Regions from separate parts of the Homo sapiens genome. Here all the other regions are linked to region 1. Evidence: chromatin loops called from intact Hi-C (ENCODE). Cell type or tissue: heart left ventricle. All regions are shown on one strand. Each heading gives the region's core, and the rest is flanking DNA. Links, peaks and the distances in the headings are about the cores only.

What was found. Hi-C counts contacts between places; a loop is a spot of excess contacts. Peaks named below come from ENCODE experiments on the same cell type or tissue, not always from the same donor. Only the 100,000 strongest peaks of a DNase experiment are listed, where the experiment ranks them.
Region 2: it touches region 1 in a loop (1.9-fold over the local background); 2 of 110 quality-filtered maps call a loop at or near these places.
Region 3: it touches region 1 in a loop (2.0-fold over the local background); 2 of 110 quality-filtered maps call a loop at or near these places.

The regions. Positions count from the first base shown.
Region 1 is chr4:169,131,378-169,139,497 of GRCh38, forward strand. It overlaps SH3RF1 (SH3 domain containing ring finger 1), which reads right to left. Exons shown (of 12, transcript NM_020870.4): 5 at 4,941-5,243. Among named protein-coding and RNA genes, the nearest start is that of CBR4-DT, 130 kb to the left of the region's middle. In heart left ventricle, for the core only: no CTCF peak of the experiment used is centred there; no DNase peak of the experiment used is centred there; H3K27ac peaks cover 1,301 bases.
Region 2 is chr4:169,055,455-169,063,574 of GRCh38, forward strand. It overlaps LOC105377527 (a long non-coding RNA gene), which reads right to left. Exons shown (of 5, transcript XR_939429.3): 4 at 5,967-6,125; 5 at 3,602-4,718. Among named protein-coding and RNA genes, the nearest start is that of CBR4-DT, 49 kb to the left of the region's middle. In heart left ventricle, for the core only: no CTCF peak of the experiment used is centred there; a DNase peak (open chromatin) is centred at 2,967; H3K4me3 peaks cover 431 bases; H3K27ac peaks cover 3,076 bases.
Region 3 is chr4:169,308,330-169,316,449 of GRCh38, forward strand. All of the region lies in intron 2 of LOC105377529 (a long non-coding RNA gene), which reads right to left. Among named protein-coding and RNA genes, the nearest start is that of SH3RF1, 41 kb to the left of the region's middle. RefSeq lists an enhancer at 3,286-3,834. In heart left ventricle, for the core only: a CTCF peak has its summit at 3,533; a DNase peak (open chromatin) is centred at 3,845.

The sequences.
Region 1 (8,120 bases), core at 2,059-6,058:
TCCTCATTATTTTTTATTAGACAGGGACTCACTATGTCACACTTCTTATTAGACAGAGTCTCACTATGTTGAGCAGGCTGGTCTTGAACTCCAAACCCTCATTTTCTATTTTTCCTGTGAACCAAAGTCTATTTCCAACCTATTTCTAACGGGAAGCACACTGGTTTCAAAGTGGACATGAGGCAGGAGAATAGGGTCTGAAGGCAGGGAACCTAAGGCTGTTTCACGCTGACTTCCCAGAACTAAACTGAAAAGAAAACCTTAACTTTCCACGCCTAAGTAACAAATGGACCAAAGGCAACTTTGCAAACCCCCACCTTTTCTGAACCGCAGGTGGGAAACTGAAAGTACCTCTGACTGGTTGCTTTCTGTAACCAATCAGCCATTTGCATAGGAGTATAACTTTGTAACTTCACTTCAGCCTCTGATTGGTTGCTGTCCTCAACCATTGATTGTGGGCCAAGTCTTTGTTTGCATAGAAGTGCAACTCTGTTAACTTCACTTTAGCCTCTGATTGGTTGCTTTCCCCAACTACTGATTGTGGGCCAGCACTTCATTTACAGGTGGTGAATACCAAGTGTCCAATGGGAAACCTCTAGAGGGTATTTGGGCCTGAGAAGACTCGGTATCCAGGGCCCTTGAGCCGCTGCTCGGGCTGCTCCCACACTGGCGTGTACTTTCATTTTTAACAAATCTCTGCTTTTGTTGCTTCATTCTTTCCTTGCTTTGTGTGTTTTGTCCAATTCTTTGTTCAAAACGCGAAGTACATGGACACCCTCCACTGGTAACAGACATTATTATCAAGGAACCCTTGGGGCAGAAAAAAACTTACCAAAATACAACTTCCTGGGCCTGACCCTATACATATCTGAGAAAGATATCATTATTGATTGACATTTCTCTAAAAGCCCAGAGTGGGAGACAGAATAATTAGCTGTTAATGACCTCATGGTTTTGGGATAAGTCCCTTCATGTCTCTAGGCCCCTGTGAGCAGGTGGACCAGAGGCTACCTAAGGTGTCTGCCATCACAGGCACTTCAGGGAAGCACTGACATGGAGAATCCTGCAAGTACCCCTTCAATACAGGGCTTTCCTAGCACTGCAGCAAAGGAAGAGACAAAGTCACCAAAGAATGACTAAACGCAGAAGGACAAAAAGTAGAAGTAAACCAGTCTGAAGGGTGAGTATGTCTAGAATAAATGCCCTGAATAGGGACAACCTGAGTTTCTGCTGGGCTTACCCTTTTCTCATGGAACTGCAAAAATTAGTTGTCTCCTCTGCAAGAAAGGCTAAGTAAGGTGGGGAAGAGTTGGGGTAAGCAAAAAGGAGGTGGGGGTGGGGGTTTATTGCTTTCCCTGAGGCCACTGAATACAAAGATGCCATAGAAACACTGAATATTATGAATCACTCCTCTGGAGGCCAAAAAATATCCTAAGTGTGGTCAGAGGAGGAGACAAAACATCTTGGCTGCTTGTACCACCATGTGCTTTTACAGACACTCATGTCACAGTCACAGACACTCATGAACATCTATCTGATCTGGCGACCCACCTGGAAAGCACTGCCTATAAGTAATCTTTCAATTTATGTATTTGAAAGTTCAGCCATCACTCAATAGTCACTAAATATAATAGCAAGCAAGCCCTTTGGCTTCCAACTTGTCCCTTTCACCTTCCAGCTGCCAGCAATTTGGACGTGACAGTGACATCTCTAATTGCCATATAGAAACCAGGGCATAAGGACCCACTTATATGGTGTAGACATGAGCTGGAAGGTGCCGAGGTCCCTAATAACTTTGTGGTGCTATTATGCCAGCATCCAACTGCCTATATCTAGATTTCATTGGGATGAGATAAAAATGAATACTAACATTTTTAAGCCCCTTACTTTCAATTTTCTAATCAATTCAGCCAAACTTAATCCTAACTATACTAAAAAACTACAAAAATTAGACGGGTGTGGTGGCACACACCTGTAATCCCAGCTACTCAGGAGGCTGAGGCAGGAGAATTGCTTGAACCTGGGAGGCGAAGGTTGCAGTGAGCCAAGATTGTGCCACTGCACTCCAGCCTGGGAGACAACAGCAAAACTCCATCTCAAAAAAAGAAAAAAAAAAGAGGCTGTGCGTGGTGGCTCACACCTGTAATCCCAGCACTTGGGGAGGCTGAAGTAGGTGGATCACCTGAGGTCAGGAGTTCGAGACCAGCCTGGCCAACATGGTGAAACCCCATCTCTACTAAAAATATAAAAACTAGCCGGGTGTGGTGGTGGCGCCTGTAATCCCAGCTACTTGGGAGGCTGAGGCAGGAGAATTGCTTGAACCCAGGAGACGGAGGTTGCAGTGAGCAGACAGTGCCACTGCACTCTAGCCTTGGTGACAGAGTGAGACTCCATCTCAAAAAAAAAGAAAAGAAAAGGAAAGGAAATTGTAGGCAAAGGTTAACATGTGTAAGGAAAAGGAAGACAGCAATCAGGTCAATAGCAGGGAACAGATTTAGCAATGGGTCTCAGTTAAATCTACAGCCAGGCTCTTTGCTGGGCAGGGGAAAAGGAGAGTCCTGTTTTAAATGGTCTTACATGAGCCATTTCCCCATACGCACTGATCTCCATGGTTGGAAGAGTTTTTGCACGTCACAAATGCTACACATGCTCAATGCTCTATTGTGGCCTGGGGTGCCCTCCAATGTACACAGTGCCCTAGATAAGTAGTGTTTTCTGTAAACCTCGGCTGGAGAAACCAGGCAGCACTTCAAACACCTCCCAGCCTCTTCTAGAAATAACTTCTCCCTGAGGCAACACTCTGCCACTGAAAACAGAACAAACTGGAATATGGAAGGAGGGGTGGAATGGTTGAAGGGGAAACTTTTAATGGAACACAGAAAGAGCCTTGTTTCCTAAGCTACTTGAACCAAAACAAAAATAGCTCTACTTTTATAGTCTTCATTCCCAGCTCTGGTGTGGTAACGTCAGGCATGCTCACACCTGAATGCTGAGCTCTCTGCAAAAGATGAAAATGCTCAGTATATCTTCTTTTCTCTTTTCATTTTCTCTAATGCCAAAAGATTATTGTCCACTCTCTTAAAGCTATTCCCATTCTGAGCTGTCACTATTCTTGGCAGAAGCTTGTCTTTTATTTCAAGACAACATCATTGTGCAAATGTTGCTAGGTCCCAAGATAAAAAGCACAGAATCAAAATGATTCCATTTTCTGTTAGTGAGTGGCCATCTTCACTAGCTCCCTCCTTCAGAACCTTACTCAAAAATCTTTAGTTCTGAACCTTTCTGGATTAACCTCACTTTGCCCTTCCTACTCTGATCTATGATCCATGTCTTTTTCTCACACGGATATGATTAGTTAAATGTAAAATGACATGGTTCCCCTCTCTACCCATTTTTCAAGTGACTCATTCATCCAACAAATACATGTTGAGTGCTTTCTGCATGTCTTATGTCTGCCACTTAGAATATAATCAGTGTACAAAACAAAGACCCTTGCCTTCACTGCACTCATGTTCTAGTTGTGCGTTGTGCGTGTCTTTATTTCTCAATAAGAGTTTCATGGCCCTACCACCTAAAAATGCCACAAAACAACAATCCCACAATCCCATTCAGAAAGTGAATGCATTTAACTTGAAACACGCAGTATAAATCTAAAGGAGCAGGGTCAAATAAATGAGGCTGAGGCTGTGGCTCATACTTGTAATCCCACCACTTTGGGAGGCCCAGGTAGGATGTTCACTTGAGGCCAAGAGCTTGTTACCAGCCTGGGCAACAAGGTGAGACCCCATCTCTATTAAAAACAAACAAACAAACAAACATGAGGCTGAGAAAAAAATGGCAAGGGATATCAAAAACTGTATTTTACATTTTCATTCTGTGGTCCAAAATAGGCACTTACTAGAATGTAAACTTTTTGAGGACCAGGACTGGTATTTCTTTCTTTTTCTTTAAGGGGACATAATTTCATTTTAATGTTTAAAGAAAAAAAAACCACCATAGCTATATGGTGGAGCAGAATGTAAAATCTGCATGAATTTTCAAGATGAAACATGAGACTTGAAAGAAATTCCTTCTGCTTGTGACAGGCAGCTTTGAACTAGATTCTTTGACCTTTAAGTTGAACAAAATACAGCCATCACCTAAGTGGATAATGATAGCAGCCCCGTGGCTTGGGCAGGGTTATAATTAGGTTCTTTTTGTAGTGCAGAATTAAAGCCTAACACAGCAAATTGCTATATTTTAGATATCATGGTATACACAGTGCCTAGAAGGGTCTAATAGTAAAGTGCTCAATAAATGTCTGCCAAATGAATGAATGAATGATTGAATGAATGCCCCAGTCATCCCATGTATTTTTATAAACCTAAGAATAACGCGTGGCTATTTTTTACATACCAGTCCAAAGTTGTAATGAACTAATGAACTTAGAAAGTGTGAGGTCAATTTCTAATTTAAATTAAATGCTTCTTTCTGTCCTTGCTCTTTTTCTCTTCTCTATAATTCTGGGAAGCCTACATATTAAGGTAAGTTACATAGATACAAGCAACTACAAACGTCACGAGTTTGGACCATGGCATCTTAAATCTGGGTGGAGATAAAGTTTTAGTTGGCAAGATCTCCCAAAGCAGTACTGTGAGAAAGTTCTGTAAGGCTGAGTGATTGCTTGGTGAAACTGGTAAGTATTATATAACTCATCTTGTAAGTTCTGATCTTTCCTTTGAAAATGACAGAGTAGTTAGTTCTGGGTTGATACACTCAAGTTAGCTTTCCCTTCTCCATTTTTCCACTTACAAAATGAAGACAGGTTTTGCTTCCCAGAAAAGTTACTATCTTCAGAAGTTCAAAATAAGCAATGTTTGTCAGCCAGTGAGCAAACATGTTTGTAAGTTGATCCTTTTGTGGGTGAGCTCTTTTTATATAACACTTGTTTGAGGATTTACCTGAGAAGGGGCACTGCAGGAGAGCCCAGACAGCTCGCTGATCCGTGCAGCAGCAGTGGGGTTGCTGGAGCTGATGAGGACAGGGGGGCTGATCTCCATGGAGTGGCGGTTCTGGGATGCCTGGGAGGACTTGTTGGCCATAGTGAGGGAAGTGAAGGAGTGCCGCTTTTTGGTGTTCTTCTTGGTGTCGGAGTGCTTTGGGGCAGTGCTGCTCTGGGCTGCTGCCGAGGAACATTCTCCAGCATCAACTCCTGGCACAGGAGGCTTATCCCATTCTATCAGCTGCTTAGCAGCCGAGTTAAACTGCAAAAGCAACCAACAAACCAACACAAGAAGGTTAAACAATTCCTAAGAATTCCCTGAGGTTTATTTCCAACATGATTTCATCCAAAATTTAAAGTCACTACTTTAAAGTTTGCCTATGCAGTGTCTGTTTTTCCCATGTGAGATATCTCTTCTCTCAATATTGGGACTTCATTGTATCTATATCACAGGTAGATATTAAATCAAGAATAAACAATTCCATTGCAAGACTGAAAGAGTAAAAGACAATTTTCTTAAGAATTTCCATAATGTCTGATTTTAAAACTTGCCAATAACAAATGAAAATTTATTTCAGCTCACTGTGAAATTTCGAGAAGAGCAATCAAAATGGTGTATTTATCACCCTTTTCGTGACACCCTGTTGCACAATAATGGTTGGGTATTTGCTCAAAGCACAACTGAACAATGAAGGGGCAACTTCTGGGTTTGGTAAAAATGAGCAAGAAGACAAAGAATAAAACCATTCAAAATGAACTCATGTGCTTCCATGTATATTTACCTCCTGCCTTTCTTTCTGTATTCTGGGAGAACCTCACAAAAAGCTGGCAGAAACTCTTAATATGTTTTTTGTCATGTCATTGTATCAGCTATCATCCTATGTGCACGTACTTTAAATCATAACAGGGTAAGACATGAAATTCAAGTCCTATTGGCAAGTTAACTTCATCTATCTGAAAAGCCCCAGTGTAAATTAAGAGTACCAGGGGTCAAAATCTGTGCACTCCACTGATATTATCAGCAAGAAAGGAAAGAACACAAGCCTTTTGTTTTCCCTAGGGTAAAATAAAACATTTCTGGAAAGCTTCAGTGACAATAAGCTGCATATAACTTTCCCAGATATTACAGTAATGGAAACATAGCTCAACCTCTCAAAAAAAATTGAGATGCAAAATAATAAACTTTTAAAAGGTAACTTAAATATAATATTAAGGAAAACAGTGATTTTTCCATCTCGGCATTACACATTGGGCACTTCACAAATGTCTTTATATAAAATAATATCATGTACTATTTTTCCCACTTAAATTGTTCAGGCTATGTCTTCTCATCCTGTTGATAAGATCACTCTACTAGAAGAATGGAAACTCTCTCAGTCAATATTTTATGAAATGAACTTGCTTTGGAACAACCGCTTCCTCACAAAGCCATGTTAACTGGAGCTCAGCAGTCACTGCTTCTACAGATGATTGCAAATTGACTGACAATTTGTTCCTAAGGCTCCTTGGGGACTCAAATTCAGGTGGCTTGTCTCATCTATAATTAGTAAGATAAATCTTTATCAAACATGACCATATCTCTTCTTCAGACTTTAAGAAGTTTCTCCACATGATAATCATTCAGAAATAATAGGCAGTAACGCCAGAATAACACCTGTCAATGCCTGAAGTACCAATGGCGGGAGAAAGATCATAAAGACTTCTTCCGATATGTGTTTAGGGATGAAAATGAGGTTCTAGTTGAGGGTGGCCCTATTACAAGCATTTTCAAGGCAATTGGCCAGGAGATCCAGAATTTACAAATCCTTTCTTGGTCTAGCTATCCCACCTTGAGAATAAAAAGCCCAAATGAAGCAAAGTAATGCTTTATATTATAGTGGGAGTGGCCTGAACCTCACTGTAGAGCTCTAATAAACTGCAGTGAACCATGGAGGGGTAGGGTCCTCTTTCCTGCACAGGTTGGGTGTAAGGAGCCTGGAAACAAAGCAGATTGAAAAGCTACTTCATCTCCTCCATCCCAAACACAACATCCTCATGAAATGAAGGGCCAGCACACCTGGCAATGCTGGAGAAAAAGGAGCCAGAGAATGTCTTCTTCCACCATAAGCTTATTTAGACACCTAGAAACAAATCTTTGAAAGTGCAAACCTAATCAGTGTGCTGGAAACTGACTGATCAACTCAGCACTCCTGTCCCAGTGAGTAAGAAGTAGAGGAGGGAGTTGAGAAGACTTTCTTCTCATTGAGGCAAAAAATATGAATAGAGGAAACTATCAAATCTAGTTGATATCATGTTTAGATTAATTCTGGGGTCAAACAATAGACTCCATTAGTGGTGCTTGTTTTGAAAGGTTCTGAAAAATTACTATAGTCTCATCATGATCATACCTGGCTGGCCAAGTGTCAGTTATATATTCAACATTGTGTTAGTATTTCAGGTTTCCATATGCTGTGCTCTGGTATAAACATCTGAGGATTAAAATATTGTTCCCAATATTTCCTGCTGCTTTCTCAACAGAACAATACTGGGTGCTTCCTTTGTGTCTTTCTTCATATCATATATTCTCCATTAAAATAAATACACATTGAGCATCTATTTTTGGGGGGACTGGGGGGAAAGGTCTCACTCTGTTGCCCTGGCTGAAGTGCAGTGGCACATTCATTGCTCAGTGCAGCCTCGAACTCCTGGGCTCAAGCAATCCTCTTGCCTCAACCTCCTGAGTAGTTGGGACTATAGGTATGCAACACCACACCCAGCTAATTTTAGTAGCAATGAGGTCTCATTATGATATCTAGCTGGTGTCGAACTTCTGAGCTCAAGCGATCCTCCTGTCTCAGCCTTTCAAAGTGCTGGGATTACAGGCGTGAGCCACTGTGCCTGGACTCTGAGCACCAATTATGTGCTGAATAATGTGCTTGGTGTTAAAGATCTACAAATGCAGAGAAATGATCTCTGCCCTTAAGGACCTTACAAACAGGCATAAAAATAACACAGTGCTTTCCATAATTTCTTATGTCTAGCTACTTTTGCTCAACAATATGCTTTTTGAGATTTATCCATATTGCTCCATGAGTCAGTAGTTCTTTCTTTTAAATTGCTGTGTAATATTCTATTGTGTAAATACACTATAATTTATCTA
Region 2 (8,120 bases), core at 1,392-5,391, 77 kb before region 1:
TCTCAAAAAAAAAAAAAAAAAAAAAGGAAGGCATTTGAGGTGGGCATTAAAGGTTGGATAGGGGCTGAGCAGGATGATTCTCTCTGCTGTAGAGTTCTTTTCTGACCCTTCTCCCTCTCCTTCACCTCACTAGCCATCATGAAGAACAGATCAAAACTTGGTTGGGTATCCCTTCCTCTGAAAAGCCTGCTCTGAATCCCCATGCCTGGCTCTGGGGTCCTGGCCTTTTTTTTTTTTTTTTTTGAGACAGCGTCTCATTCTGTCACCTAGGCTGGAGTGCAATGGCACAATCTCAGCTCACTGCAATCTCCACCTCCTGGGTTCAAGAGATTCTCCCACCTCAGCCTACTGAGTAGCTGTGACTACAGGCGCCCACCACCACACCAGCTAATTTTTTTTTTTGTTTGTAGAGACAGGGTTTCACCATGTTGGCCAGGCTGGTCTTGAGCTCCTGACCTCAAGTGATCCGCCCACCTCAGCCTTGTCTTTCCTTGTCACAGTTCTTCCTGCACAGCCTGGCATGCCAACTGCCAGTTCATCTTTTGTTTTCTCCACTAGGCTGTAAGGAGTATATGGAGGCAGGGGTTGTTTCTGTCTTGTTCACTGTTGTATTAGAGGCCCACCAGATGATCTGGTTCATATTAAGCACCATGAAGATTGGTTCATGTAGTGAAGGAGGGGAAGGAATACTTAGGCCAAAGAAATACTTGAACAGGAATCAGAATTAGCAAGCCAGTAGTGCCATGCGCCTGGGGCAGAGGTTTCAATGGGTTCCTAATGTGGGATGTGTCTAGGAAGGTGGACATATAAAGATCGTGAAGATCACTGAAGGTTCTGGATTTTTTTAAAAGCTGTTATTTGGTAAGCCATCTGGGAATCACTGAATTATGTTGAGCAGGATGGCACACAGTGCTTCTTTCAGCAGATTAATCTGATACTGATAATTCATTGAAAGGAGAAAGGGGAGATGCAGAATCTGCTGCAGGAGCCGAAACACACAGGTGGAAAATACTTCATTAGAAAGGTGGCAGTGGGAGCAGAATGGAGTAAACAGGTGCAAGAAATATTTTGAGAAAAATTCAACAGGATTTAGTGAATAATTGGATGTGGAAGACGAAGGAGACAAGGAAATTGAGGCCAGCTCTGAGGCTGTGAATCAGGATGGCTGGAAGAATAGTGGTGCCTTTAATGAAAAAAGGGGAACATTGGAAAGAGGATATAATTGGATGGAAAGAAAACAAGTTTGGCTGCAGGCGTTTCAAGCTTGAAACATTCACAGAACATTCTAGTGGACACGAGTTGCATTGGAAATTCAGGACTAGAATTCAGGAGAGATTCCTTAAATAGTCTAGCCTCTCCAACAGTAGGTGAATTAATGCTTAGCTTTCCGTGGGTTTGGCTGATGTGGACATTGAAAAATTGTGAACATTGTTTAAAGAGTTGTTTGAGTTTCCAGAAATATTTAATAATCCTTACTTATTTCATGGGGCAAAATTCTGAGTAGGCTAAGGTGTATTTCACACCTGTTACCTTTGGAGACCCAATGCTCTTTTTTTTTTTATTTTGATTTTTTAGAGCAGGCTCTTGCGCTGTTGGCCAGGCTGGAGTGCAGTGGCTTGATCATAGCTCACTGCGGCCTCGATTTCCCAGGCTACAGCGATCCTCCCACCTCAGCCTCCCCAAGTAGCTGGAACAGATAACAGGTGTGAGCCACCGCACCTGATCCCAGTGGTCTTTTCATTTGGCTGGGCGGGTATTAACCTTGTGGACATTTAGCAAACTGGTGGAGAAAAATATACAATGTAAGTTTGAGAAAAATTTGTTCAAGTATTAAGACAAACATTTTGTTGGCAATCTTTCTGTTGGGGCAGATCTCTGGGGTTTGGGTGCTGTGCATAAATCCACAAAGTTTCCATTATCTGAAGACTGAAAGGAAGTTGTTGTGTAGAGTCAGCAACTTACTAGAATTAAACTTATTTAGGTTTTTCCCTCTACTAAAAATAGATAAGCAAGTTTTTAATTCTATCTGCAATTTTAAAAAAATCTGATATAGGCTGGGCATGCTGGCTCATGCCTGTAATCCCATTACTTTGGGAGCCGGAGGCAGGGGAATCACTTGAGCCCAGGAGTTCAAGACCAGCCTAGGCAACATGGTAAGACCCTGTCTCTGCAGAAAGAAAAAATGTTTTAATCAGCCAAGTGTGGCAGTATGCTCCTGTAGTCCCAGCTACACAGGAGGCTGAGATGGGAGGATTGCTTGCACCTGGAAGGTCAAGGCCACAGTGAACCAAGATCGTGCCACTGCACTCCAGCCTGGGTGACAGAGCAAGACCATGTCTTAAAAAAAATAAAAATAGGCTGGGCGAGGTGGCTCATGCCTGTAATCCCAGCACTGTAGAAGGCTGAGGCGGGCGGATCACGAGATCAAGAGATCGAGACCATCCTGGCCAACATGGTGAAACCCTGTCTCTACTAAAAATACAAAAGTTAGCTGGGCATGGTGGTGCACACCACTAGTCCCAGCTACTCGGGAGGCTGAGGCAGGAGAATCGCTTGAACCTGGGAGGCAGAGGTTGCAGTGAGCTGAGATCACACCACTGCGCTCCAGCCTGGGCGACAGAGCGAGATTCTGTCTCAAAAATAAGTAAAAAAGAAAATAAATAATATCTGATATAGATGGGGCAAAATGTTAATATGTTGTCCAATCTGGGTGGTGGATACTTAGATATCTGTTGTATTATTTTCTAAAATTATTTTCTGTGTATTATTTTCTTCTGTACAGTAGATTGTAATTTTTAAAAACCTTTCAAAAAAGACGTGCAAAACAGAGCAGAAGACTGAGATTCTGAGGCTTAGGCAAGTCTGGGAAGATGACCTGCAGAAGCAATAGAGCGACCCCACTTTCCAAAGTTCCTGTCCCTCTCCAGGAACAAAAGGCCATGGTGGTGACCGGGCCGTTAGAGGTCATGGGATAGAGAGGGAGGTAGCCATTCTTTTCTCAGGCCGTGGTCCCACAGTGTCTATAATAGTCCTCTTGAGGTCAGCCACCAGCTTGGGAAGTCACAGCTCCGCCACCGATGGTTAGAAATCAACATGCTCCCATGTCGAGAATTACTTGTAACCCAAGCACAGTGACAGAGGAGCCTCCTTTATGTCACTCCCACATGATGTCCCTGAGCCTAGGCTAGGCTTGGTTCCAAGGACAAGGTTCCTATGACACTTTATATCATAGGGCTTTTCTGAGCAAAGGTGTGCTGGAAAAGTCAGCATTTCCCAAAGCTGAGAAACATCTCTCTCTCCATTTTTTTTTTTTTTTTTTTGAGATGGAGTTTTGCTCTTGTTGCCTAGGCTGGAGTAAAATGGCGTGATCTTGGCTCACCGCAACCTCTGCCTCCCGGGTTCAAGCGATTCTCCTGCCTCAACCTTCTGAGTAGCTGGGATTACAGGCATGCGCCACCACACCTGGCTGATTTTGCATTTTTAGTAGAGATGGGGTTTCTCCATATTGGTCAGGCTGGTCTCGAACTCCCAACCTCAAGTGATATGCCAGCCTCAGCCTACCAAAGTGGTGGGATTACAGGCGTGAGCCACCGTGCCGAGCCTCCTCTTTTTTGTTTGTTTTGTCTTGTTTGAGAGAGTATCACTCTGTTGCCCAGGCTGGAGTGCAGTGGTACAATCTTGGCTCACTGCAACCTCCGCCTCCCGGGTTCAAGCAATTCTCCTGCCTCAGCCTCCGGAGTAGCTGGGACCACAGGCACACGCCACCACACCCAGCTAATTTTTTGTATTTTTAGTAGGGACGGGGTTTCACCATGTTGGCCAGGCTGGTCTTGAACTCCTGACCTCAAGTGGTCTGCCACCTCGGCCTCCCAAAGCACTGGGATTACAGGCATGAGCCACCATGCCCGGCGCATCTCTCTTTTTATTTCTTCTTTCAGTTTCTTCTTCCATTCAGGCCTAAGCTGGAAACACCACTGTCTGATAAACACTGGCCACACCAACGACATGGTAGGCCAGGGGGTGATAGCAATCTTCCAGTAAATCAGCTTTTCAGTCTAAACATACCAGTCATCCTACTTGAAAGAAATGTGTCCCTGGGGACAACCTGTGAGCCTTAGCCTTCTGTAGGGAGAAGCACTCTTGATGGGAGGAAATTTGGGAGCGAATATTTCTTTCAAGACAGAACCTAAGCGGAAATCCTCTTGGGTAAAGTATCTCAATAGGCTGAAGCCTGCCTGCTTCTGACTGTCAAGCCTTTGGAAACAGTCAGCATCTTGCTTCCAGTTCATCCCCTCTGCGTCAGAGGAGCCCTTCCCATAGTTCCATGAAAGGCTCCTTCGGGCTTCCTACCCAGCTGATGGGTGGGGAGAAAGGAAATCCATTTCTCCTGGGGCTTGATGTCTCTTCTCTGATCTGGGGCGCCTCCAGATTGCTGCCTCTTCTGTTAGATCACACGACAAGCCTATGCTGTTCCTGCCAGCACTGCTGATCAATCCCCTCTTCCAGCCAACGTGCCACTCTGCGCGGCAGTCGCCCTCCTTTCCCCACTGCACGATTAGGAACCGTTTCAGTGTTCTCAGCTTTTCCTTCCTGTGCCTGTCATTTCCCCCACGAACACAAGCTGCTTTGCAGTCCTAGTCACACACATGGCACCGTTCCTGAGACAGGTCGTACGTATGGTGCTGATCAAATTCGCTGCGCCAAGTTGCCAGGACTTTCTGGAACAAATAACATTTCACATTCAGCTCCTGGAGCACCCCCGAAACCAGACCTCCTAAAGTCTGCTTCATTTCCATCAGAGCTTTTGAGTCCCAGATTTCATTCTGGGGGATGAGTGATCAGAGATTTTTAAAGCCACGCTGACTCTTGCCCTCATTTTTAGCTTCCTGGGACCACTGGACTCAGTGCCTCCTGGGGTCTTGGGCTCCAAAGAACATCACTGAGTCGTGTTTCTAATTAAGGAACGCTGGAGAATTCCCCACACATCTCCACTCTTCCAGGAACTCACGTCTACCCCTCTCCCCGTGTATTTTTCTTCACAGACAACTCAGAAGAACACACGGGTTCTCCTATTCTCTATGGCCCAGTCTGTGTCCAGCATGGCAGGCAAAAAGGCCTGGAATCTCATGTTGTTGTGACTGGAGCCTGTTGCTGGCACAAAATCAACTATACAGATCTATGTTGATCATCAAGACAAACAGAACTATCTTCTCGGTGATGTTGTTGCTTTTTTTGTGGGGGGATAGAAACAGTGCAAGTCAGGCCTGGCTGTCTGTGTAGCAGAAGAGGAAATGGGTTCCCTCTGAACAAATTTTTTTTAAAAACTTTCTGTCCAGGCACAGTGCCTCATGCCTGTAATCTCAGCACTTTGGGAGGCCAAGGCAGGCAGATCACCTGAGGTCAGGAGTTCAGCCTGGCCAACATAGCAAAACCCTGTCTCCACTAAAAATACAGAAATTAGCTGGGCGTGGTGCCACAGGCCTGTAATCCCAGCTATTCCGGAGGCTGAGGCACTAGGATTGCTTGAACCCAGGAGGCAGAGGTTGCAGTGAGCCAAGACCACGCCTGTCTCAAAAAAAAAAATTAAACATTAAAAAGATTAACTTTTTAATGTTTAATTTTTGTGGGTACATAGTAGGTGTATATATTTATGGGTTGCATGAGATACTCTGGATACAGGTATGCAATGCATAATAATCACCTCATGGAAAACGAGGTATCTGTCCCCTTAAGTATTTATTTTTTATGTTATAAACAATCCAGTTATACTCTTTTCATTATTTTTAAAAGTGCAGTTAAATTATTATTGACTATAGTCACCCTGTTGTGCTATCAAATATTAGGTCTTATTCATTCTTTCTATTTTTTTTTTTTGTACCCATTAACCATCCCCACTTCTCCCCCACCCATCTTCCCTCTGAAAAAATTCAGACAGTCTTCCTGGGTTAGTGGGGAATGGATTGTACCTCCTGCAGTGCTCCTTGAAGACAATTTGAGAGATGTGTTCTCTGCGATAAACCAAAGAATTTGAAATCTTGGGCTTGCAGGTTGAAAAATACATAGTATCCTCATGTATGTTCATTACTTAGTGTTGGATGAGGTTTCCAAAGCCATATGTACAAATTCTAGAGTTAAAAACAAAAGCTGTCAGAGTGGGGAATAACGTCATTCAACTTGGCCATGCAATTTGCCTCTTGTCCCAATAATATATGTTTTGGTAAAATAACATTTGAGGGACAAAAAGAGGATGCCAGATCTAAATTAATTTTAGAACAAAGTAATATATGCCAGGCATGGTGGCTCACGCCTATAATCCCAGCACTTTGGGAAGCCGAGGCGGGTGGATCACCTGAGGTCAGGAGTTCAAGACCAGCCTGGCCAACATGGCAAAACTCCGTCTCTACTAAAAATACAAAAATTAGCCATGCATTGTGGCAAGTGCCTGAGGGAGGCTGAGGCAGGAGAATTGCTTGAACCCAGGAGGTGGAGGTTGCAGTGAGCCGAGATCACGCCACTGCACCCCAGCCTGGGTGACAAGACACTCTGTCTCAAAACACACACACACACACACAAAAGTAATATAAAGAAGCAAACACAGGTGAAATACCCAAAGGTTATTATTTACAGATGTCTCATATTTTCAAAGCCCCCAACTTGGCAGCTGTCTTTCCCAGACCCTGTGTAGCATGTTAAAAACTGCTGATTAGGCCGGGCACAGTGGCTCACGCCTGTAATCCCAGCACTTTGGGAGGCCGAGGCAGGCGGATCACCTGAGGTCGGGAGTTCGAGACCAGCCTGACCAATATGGAGAAACCCTGTCTCTATTAAAAATACAAAAATCAGCTGCGCATGGTGGCGCATGCCTGTAATCCCAGCTAGTCGGGAGGCTGAGGTAGGAGAATTGCTTGAACCTGGGAGGCAGAGGTTGCGGTGAGCCGAGATTGCGCCATTGCACTCTAGACTAGGCAACAAGAGTGAAACTCCGTCTCAAAAAAAAGAAAAAAAACAAAACTGCTAGTTAACTCTTAGAGTGTCACAGACTTGTAAACTGCATGATTTGTTTAGTATCAAATAAAAACCAGAGCCTTTCTGATTTAAACCAACACTCCTTTCCCCAGGTTTTATCTCATTTATGTGGGGCACAGAAAGTTGCAGCCTTTCCAACATAAACCTCTGCCAGCACCAGCTCATATTAAGTAAATGTGTGGGATCAACAACGGAGCGCTGTTGACATTTTTTCAGGCCCCTCCCATGCTTGGGTCATCAGGATCCAAGCCTCTCCCTGAGCTTCCAGCTCTAAAATTATATGACTCTAGTTACTTTGGCAGCTATTCAGAGGAAAAAGAAAATAGGGAGGAAGGAGGGAAAAAAAGATAATTACTGAAGCATCGTCCCTAAAATTCTGATGGCATTGGGTAGGAAGGGTGTTTATAAAATAGTCGTGATCACAGCAGATAGACATGGCAGTGATCAGAGAAGCGTCCTTGAATAGCCCCTGATGTTCACACCTCCATACTGACATTTGTTATCATAACGGCCTTGGTGGTTAAACTGAGATGTGTTCTTAAGCAAGAGGCCCCAGGGCTGTGTGGCTTTATCTTTTCCCCTCTGAATCGCAGGGAGAAAGAGCAGTTCCACAATCAGTTCTGTGTATTTCTTATTATGTTCCTTAGCGGTTCCTAAGGTGGTCATAAAGAGAATGACTCTGTTACATAAGACAGTCACTGTTGAACCAGGATCTCCCAGGGCCTGCGTCCTTACCTAGTAGCAACCGTGAAACACATGAACTCTTCCAGGCAGAGTAAAATATACCCAAATGGGTAACGACTGTAATTCCACAGCTAAATGCTGCTTTTGCGGCATCTAAATCAATGTGCTCCCCCATCAAACTCCAGCATATGAGGGTAGAAGTGTCACTGCATTTTATTTTATTTTATTTTGTTTTATTATTTTATTATTTTTTTGAGACAGGATCTCACTCTATCACCCAGGCTGGAGTGCAGTGGCATGATCATGGCTCACTGCAGTCTTGACCTCCTGGGCTCAAAGGATCCTCCCACCTCTGCCTCCCAAATAGCTGGGACTGCAGGCTAATTTTTAAATTTTTTTGTGGAGATGGG
Region 3 (8,120 bases), core at 1,392-5,391, 180 kb after region 1:
ATGGTTAAGCTTTTTGCCAGCTGATATGGTTTGGCTGTGTCCCCACCCAAATCTCATCTTGAATTGTAGCTCCCATAATTCCTACATGTCATGGGAGGGACCCAGTGGAAGGTAATTGAATCATAGGGGTGGGTCTTTCTCATGCTGTTCTTTTGATAGTGAATGAATCTCATGAGATCTGATGGTTTTATAAAGGTGAGTTCCCCTACACAAGCTCTCTTGCCTGCTGCCATGTAAGATGTGACTTTGCTCCTCCTTTGCCTTCCACCATGATTGTGAGGCCTCCCCAGCCATGTGGAACTGTGAGTCCATTAATCCTCTTTCCTTTATAAATTCCCCAGTCTGGGGTATGTCTTTATTAGCAGCATAAGAACAGACTAACACAGCAGCCTAGTCTTACAAAGAGCCCTATTGAATGGCAATATTTTGGGAGTGTCAATAGAGATGAAGCATCTAGAATTCAGCAATTCTAGGCTCTGTAAATTCTACTTAATTCAAGTTAGCCTGCTGAACACTCTACTGTAGAACCTATTTACTGAGTGCTTAGTGCTAAAATCATCTTAACTGGCTTACAGTTCAGTGTTTAGCATTCAGTTTTTATTGAAGAGGGCTGTAAGTACCAGTTCCTATGAAATCTGTTTTTGTAGTTGTTGCAAAAGAAGAATTCCATGGAAGCCATGATCTCTTGCAGTGACATCTCATTATACGTGCATTTAACTTATGTGAAGCAGATATTTGTGCTTGGACAGTGGGTACAGAGAGGGAAATAATTGAAATGATGTAACATAAAATACTATAAAAGTTATATTTTGCATATGTTCTATTGATTATTATACTGTATAGGTCTACAAATATTGTGTGTATGTATACTTCACTTAATCGACAATATAAGGAGTTTTGTTAGAGGAATTTGGATTAAACATGCTTTTTTCCTCACATGCTAATCTGGAACCTAATTCATGTGGAAAGCCGGTCATCATCCGCTGGACATGACGATTGACATCACCACTTAAGATGCCGTCTCCGGCCTGGTGTGGCTCCTGTCAGGCGAGGCCCTGGATTCCGTAAGCAGAGTTAAGACCCATGTGAAAAGTTCACCCTAGTAAAAGGTGCAGTTTCTTGCCTCGGTCCAAACGTCTCAGCACTTTCCAATCACATGTTGGGCAACTCTCCTGCACAGCCCACTTTCTAGACCTGAACTCTGCCCACTTGTTAGGGCGGCTGTGTGCTCAGGGCACAACCTTTGGCTTCTGCTGCCAGCCCCTGTGTCACTTGCTCATCAGCTTCTCGGGAGCAGGACCTGTCTTACTCTCTGTTTCACAAATGTTTAGTAGAATATCTGGCACATAGTAAATGGCAAATCAATATTTGTGGAACAAAACTTAATCTGCATGTGACTTTATCCTTGTTCCCACTGCTGCATTCCTGAGAACAGAGCCACTGGTAACCTCCCATTCAGCAAACATCCTTTCCTGTGTCCAGCCTTGGAAGTATCCCTTGGAGTAAATCTCTCTGTAAAGTCCCCTTGCAAGAAACACTTTTTAATGCCAGGCACGGTGGTTCACGCCTGTAATCCCAGCATTTTGGGAGGCCAACGCGTGTGGATCACCTGAGGTCAGGAGTTCAAGAGCAGCCTGGCCAACATGGCAAAACCCCGTCTCTACTAAAAACACAAAAATTAGCCGGGTATGGTGGTGGGTGCCTGTAATCCCAGCTACTTGGGAGGCTGAAGCAGGAGAATCGCCTGAACCTGGAGGGCGGAGGTTGCAGTGAGACGAGATGGCGCCATTGCACTCCAGCCTGGGTGACAAAGTGAGACTCCGTCTCAAAAAAAAAAAATACTTTTTAGTATCTGATATTAGGAAAATACTTTCTTTTCCCCTAAGGAACTAGTATATTCTACTTTTTCAATAATAAGAGCCATGTAAACTATCATCTCTCCCTTTCTCTGTCTCTCTCTCTCTCTGTAAGAGTGGCCAAGAACCTCAAAATAACTGTAAACTCAGTGAGAGCCACTGTATTGACCCTTTCAGTTCCATCATGTTTATATGACTTCTCTTAGATCCTGATTTTCAGCTTGGGGATTCTATTGCAGTTTTTCTCAAAGTGTGGCCTGGGAACACCTGTATCAGAATCATTGTAGGTGTCTGTTAAAAATGCTGATTTTCAGACCCCTCACAGACTTGTTAATCAGAAACTCCAGAAGTGAGATTCAGAAATTTGCATTCTACACAAACATCCCAGGTATCCTAATGCTCAGTTAAGTTTGAGAATCTATGGCCTATTTTTTTTTTTTTTTTTTTTGAGATGGAATTTTGCTCTTGTTACCCAGGCTGGAGTGCAATGGCACGATCTTGGCCCACTGCAACCTCTGCCTCCCGGGTTCAAGCAATTCTCCTGTCTCAGCCTCCTGAGTAGCTGGGACTACAGGCGCTGGCCACCGTGCCTGGCCAATTTTTGTATTTTTAGTAGAGACAGGGTTTCACCATGTTGGCCAGGCTAGTCTTGAACTCCTGACCGCAGGTGATCCACCGGCCTCCGCCTCCCAAAAGTGCTGGGATTACAGGCGTGAGCCACCGTGTCCGACCTCATTTTTATATGTTATTTGTTGTAAAACACTCAACATTCTTCTTGGAAGAAAAAGAAATTTACATAAGTGGTATAATATAAGAAAATATGCTGCATAACATAATGATGATGGCCTTCAGGTAATGTTAACAGCATTACTTAAAATAATTATTAATGTATTATCTTAATTTTTTTTTTTTTTTTTTTTTTTGAGACAGAGTTTCACTGTTGTTGCCCAGGCTGGAGTGCAATGGCTCGATCTCAGCTCACTGCAACCTCTGCCTCCCGGGTTCAAGGGATTCTCCTGCCTCAGCCTCCTGAGTAGCTGGGATTACAGGTGCCCACCACCATGCCCAGCTAGTTTTTTGTATTTTTAGTAGAGATGGGGTTTCACAAGACCAGGCTGGTCTTCAGCTCCTGACCTCAGGTGATCTACCTGCCTCGGCCTCCCAAAGTGCTGGGATTACAGGCATGAGCCACCACGCCTGGCCATTATCTTAATTTTTACTTGACCTTTGTACAATGGTATGAAAATAGTTCTCTATCAAGATTTATTCTGTTCACAACATTCTACAAGTGACTATTTTTCTTCAGAAATTATGACAATATTAAGTGGGTGTATTAAGTAAAACAAGAAATCGGTGCCTAAGAGTTAGAAATAAACTAACATATACGTACAATAAGATATACTGAGGACCACCAAGCCCCAGGAGCTGCACTTTGTCAGAGAACACTGTAACAAGCAAGACTCAGTTCCAGCCCTCAGATTGCTTATGGTCTGATGGGAAACGTAGACAGGTAAACGGGTGAAACCTCTTGCTTGTGTCCACAGCAACTGGCAGGGTCTGCAGGAAACAGGCCATTGCCAGAAAGAAAATCATCTTACTATTATCTACACAGAGTCCAGAACAGGATGCAAAACCAACTCTTTACTGCCCCCAGTGGAAAAAATCCTCTTCAGTCCATACGGCAACAACCAGAGGGCCCTCCTAGAATCACCCTGCTCCTGGCTTCTTCAGTTTCTTCCTCTCCCCACCGTGGGCTTAGTCCTAGCTTCTTGCAAGGGGTAGGTTCCGATTTCTCCTTAAAGACTGTTGCAGAGACAGAATTCCAGTCTCTCTGATTCTTCCCAGGGGCATATCTAAAATATCAGCAAACTGTTCTCTCCCCAGAATCAGCGGACTCGCATTGAATCTCCGTTTTAGCAAAGCCCAGGCTCCACACCTCCCCTGGGAGGCACAGAAACACAGGACAGTCCCTCCTACCCCGCCATGCAGGCAATTGCTGCACTGCTGGCATCCCCAGCTTGGGACCCAGCACAGAAGCCAGACATAGCCCCAGGGAGCCAGTGGCCAGGAGGAGTGTTCAGGGCACAGGGACCAGACGAATAAAAGCTGGAGACAAAAGAGAATGCTAGGCCAGGCATGGTGGCTCACGCCTGTAATCCCAGCATTTTGGGAGGCCGAGGCCAGCAGATCACCTGAGGTCAGGAGTTCAAGACCAGCCTAGCCAAAATGGCAAAACCCATCTCTACTAAAAATAGAAAAATTAGCTGGGCGTGGTGGTGGGCACCTGTAGTCCCAGCTACTCGGGAGGCTGAGACAGGAGAATCGCTTGAACCTGGGAGGTGGAGGTTGCAGTGAGCTGAGATGGTGCCACTGCACTCCAGCCTGGGCGGCAGAGTGAGACTCCATTTCAAAAAAAAAAAAAAAAGAGAGAGAACACTGGTATTGAGGGAATTTCAAGCCATTCTAAATGCCCGGAGAAGTAATTTTAAATTCTACTCATATTTCAAGGTTTCATTTAAATCACACCTTATCTATGAAGTGCTCTGGGATTAGGCTACTCTCGTTTATCTCCTTCCTTTCTAAGCATCTACGATATCTATCATTATGTGGCACAACCTTATGTTTCATTCTGTAGGGACTTCTGTTGTTCACTTGCTTGATGTGAGCAAACTGGTTTCCTTAACTAAACCATAAACTACCGGAGGGCAGGATCATTGTTTAGAGTTTTGCTTTATGATGACAGTTTTATTGAGCTATAATTCATATACCACACAATTCACCCATTTAAAATGTACAAGTCAGTGGGATTTTCTTTAGCATGCTTATAAGAGTGGGGCAACCACCCTCACAATTAATTTTAGGACGTTTTCATCATCCCCCAAAGAAACTCTCCTGCAGTAGCAGTCACTCCTCATTTTCCACACCCAGGCTGTGGGTTGGATTGTGTCCCCTCCAAAAAGATTATGTTCAAGCCCTCACCTCCAGAACCTGTGAATGTGACCCAGTTTGGAAGTGAGGTCTTTGCAGATGTAATCAAGTAAAGATGAGGTCATACTGGATTAGGGTTGGTCCTGAATCCAACATGACTGGCATCCTTATAAGACTGCAATTTGGATGCAGGGACAGAGACACACAGGGGAGAAGACCGTGTGAAGATGGAGACAGAGATTGCGGTGAAGCAGCTACAAACTAAGGAATGCCAAGGATTTGGGGGCAAACCCCAGAAGCAAGACAAGGCAAGAAAGTGTTCTTCCCTGAGTCCTCCAGAGGGACCGTGGCCCTGCCAACGCTGACTTCAGACCTCCAGCCTCCAGAATGGCGAGAATACGTTCCGGTTGTCCTAAGCCACCCAGTTTTATTCAGCAGCCCTAGGAATCTAAGGCACACCCCAACGATGCTCCCCACCTCCACCCCCTAGTAAACCACTAAACTACTTTCTGCCTCTGGAGATTAATCCGTTCTAGACATTCTGTATAAAAGGAATTACATAATATGTGGCCTTTTGTTACCGGTTTCTTTGACTTAGTATAATATTTTTAAGGTTCACCTATGTTGTATCAGTACCTCATTATTTTTGTTGCTGAATAATATTCCATTGTATGGCTATATCATATTTTGTTTATCCATTTATCAGTTGATAGACACTTGGCTTGTTTCTATTTTTTTAGCTATTATGAGTATTGCTGTTATGCAGATTCAGACAGGTTTTCATTTCTCTTAGGTGTATACCTGGAGTGAGATTGCTGAGTCATGTGGTAACTCTATGTTTAACCTTTTGAGGAAATGTTACACTGTCTACCTAAGTGCCTGCACCATTTCATATTCCCATCTGCAGTGTATGAGGGTACCAATTTATCCGCACCCTTGCCAACACTTATTATCTATGTTTAAATTGCAGCCATCGTAGTGGATGTGAAATGGTATCTCTTTGTGATTTTGATGTCAATGTCCCGGATGGGCAGTGATGATGAACATATTTTCATGTGCTTGTCAGCCACCTTTTTTGGAGAAATGTCTATTCAGATCCTTTGCCCATTTTTAAATTGAGTTATTGGTCTTTTTGTGGTGTAGTTATAGAAGGTCTCTGTTTATTCTGAATAACTGGATTGTCTTTTTATTCTTGTATTATTTATATACTTTATAGTTTTAAAATATTCCTCAGTTTGCCTCATGATCCTGAACCCATGAGGAGGGTTATCCTTGTGCTCTTAGACATTTCTGGTGTTCTAAGAAATCATTGGTTTTTATTTGATAGTTAATGAATGGCCTGGAATAACATATTTCAGAGCTTTCAGGTCAACTTTGGGGTAAAGAAAGGAACCTAATATTTACTGACTGCCCACCATCTGCCAGATGTTGTTGGCATATGTGTGATCCTCACCCCAACCTAGGAAGGTTCTGTGTTATCATCTCCAATAAACAGGTAAGCACAAAGAAATTAAATAACAACAGTTTTTTAAACACCCTGCTCCTTTGTCCCTTCATGATGTGGTAAAACAAAGACATATCAAAACCAGAGGACTTGCTTGTCAAGTTTCTAATGCCTGGAAAATGTCACCTTGGTACTTCAAGTCTTATTCAAGGAACTATTAAACAGTTTATATGGTTTTTCAGCTCATAAATTAATAAAATCCCTTCAAATATTTCCCTTAAGTGAAGTATAGGAATATAAGTATTGTTCCAAGTCTTCTGTTAAAAATTGAAGCACAGAAATGGGACTATGACTAAATTAACTGAATAGTAAAAAAGAGCTTGTGATTCAGGAATTCAGGGAGAGAGTTCGTGAGCTCTGCAGAGGTAACCTGTATGTGCATGCTCCAAAATCCACCGGCACTTTCCCGGCAGTCCAAAGTGCAAATGGTTTCTGCAGCTCATGATTCTGGCTCCAGGCCAGCGCCATGCTCACTTGAATTGCAGCCAAACACCCTCGGACTCATTGCCTGAACATGTGACTCAAATGCTCGCGTTCCCGCTGCTCAGTGTACTCTCCTGGAGACCCCCTGACATCAAATTCCCAAGGATCTCATTTCATTTTTTATAGACAAGTGTCTTCACCCTTCCAACTCTAAAGATAGATGTGAGGTGAAGATATATTCTTCAGGGTTTGAAAGCTCTATATAAAGTCCCCCAAACATTTAAAATCTGGAGATTCATCTCTGGAAAACAGTGCATCTGATCATCTTGATTTACAGCCTGTACTGGAAGTTTTTCTTTTAGAACAAAAGCTATTTGCAAACCATTCCTGTTTGTAAATAAATTATTTTCCTAAATATCAAAGGAAGACATCAGAAAGTACAAAAAGAAATAATAGATGGAATAATTTCTTGAAATTTACCCAAATAGATAATGAGCAAGACAACTGATAGCTCTCAGAATAAATATTCTCTGAGAGTAAGACTAATACGATCATGCCAATAGTTTAGTTTGACTTATTTTCATAGCGCTGCCCAAACAGATATGGAGAAAGGAATTATTTTGCCATGAGATAAGACTTAATCATCTCTGGGAAAGGGAATCCACAGGAACATTTTTGCTTATGCAAGAAAGATCCTGTTTATACTGCATGATTCTTTGCAGTTTTTCTCTCCCATCCCCTGTGGCTGTGTAGTTCTATCCTATTTGTGGCCCTGCTTCTAGATTGAGGCCCCATAAAGCAGGCTGCACAATGCCTGCAGCACATTATTTCTTGAAGAAATCCCAGGGAAAATAGACAGTGAAACTTAGCTTCCCTGGTCTTAGAAAAGGGCAAAGAAATTTTTGTTTCCCCCAAAGGCCAGTTGAAAAATGTCGTGTTGCCCCAGAAGTCCAGCCCTGGCCCTTCCTTGCTGCAAAGAGTCAATTGGTGCCTCCAGGTCCTTGCTTTTCCTTGACGACAGACTGGTGTAGTTTGAGACATCCCTGGCCCTTATCTCAGCCCAGCCCTTTGAAGCACTTGACAGCCGCTGCTGCTGCCACTTGCTTATCCCAAGGGAGGAAGTAGCTTCTGAAGGCTTTGAGGTCCAGTTCAGTCTGGATGTTTGAAAGGGTGAAAGGTAATTTTAATATGACTTCTAATTTATGTGATGCTTACATTTTTTTGAATTCTGTGCTTCCCAGGGGACACAGTAATTGAAAGTGTTTTTCATCCCATAGCAGGAAGGGATGAGGGTTGATGGATCGATTTTCCTCTGATTGTTAACCCTCCACCTCTCCTTCCCCCTCAGCTTCACTGTGTGTTATGTCTGTTTGTCTATCATGTCTGAAAACCTAGTTTGAATTACAAAA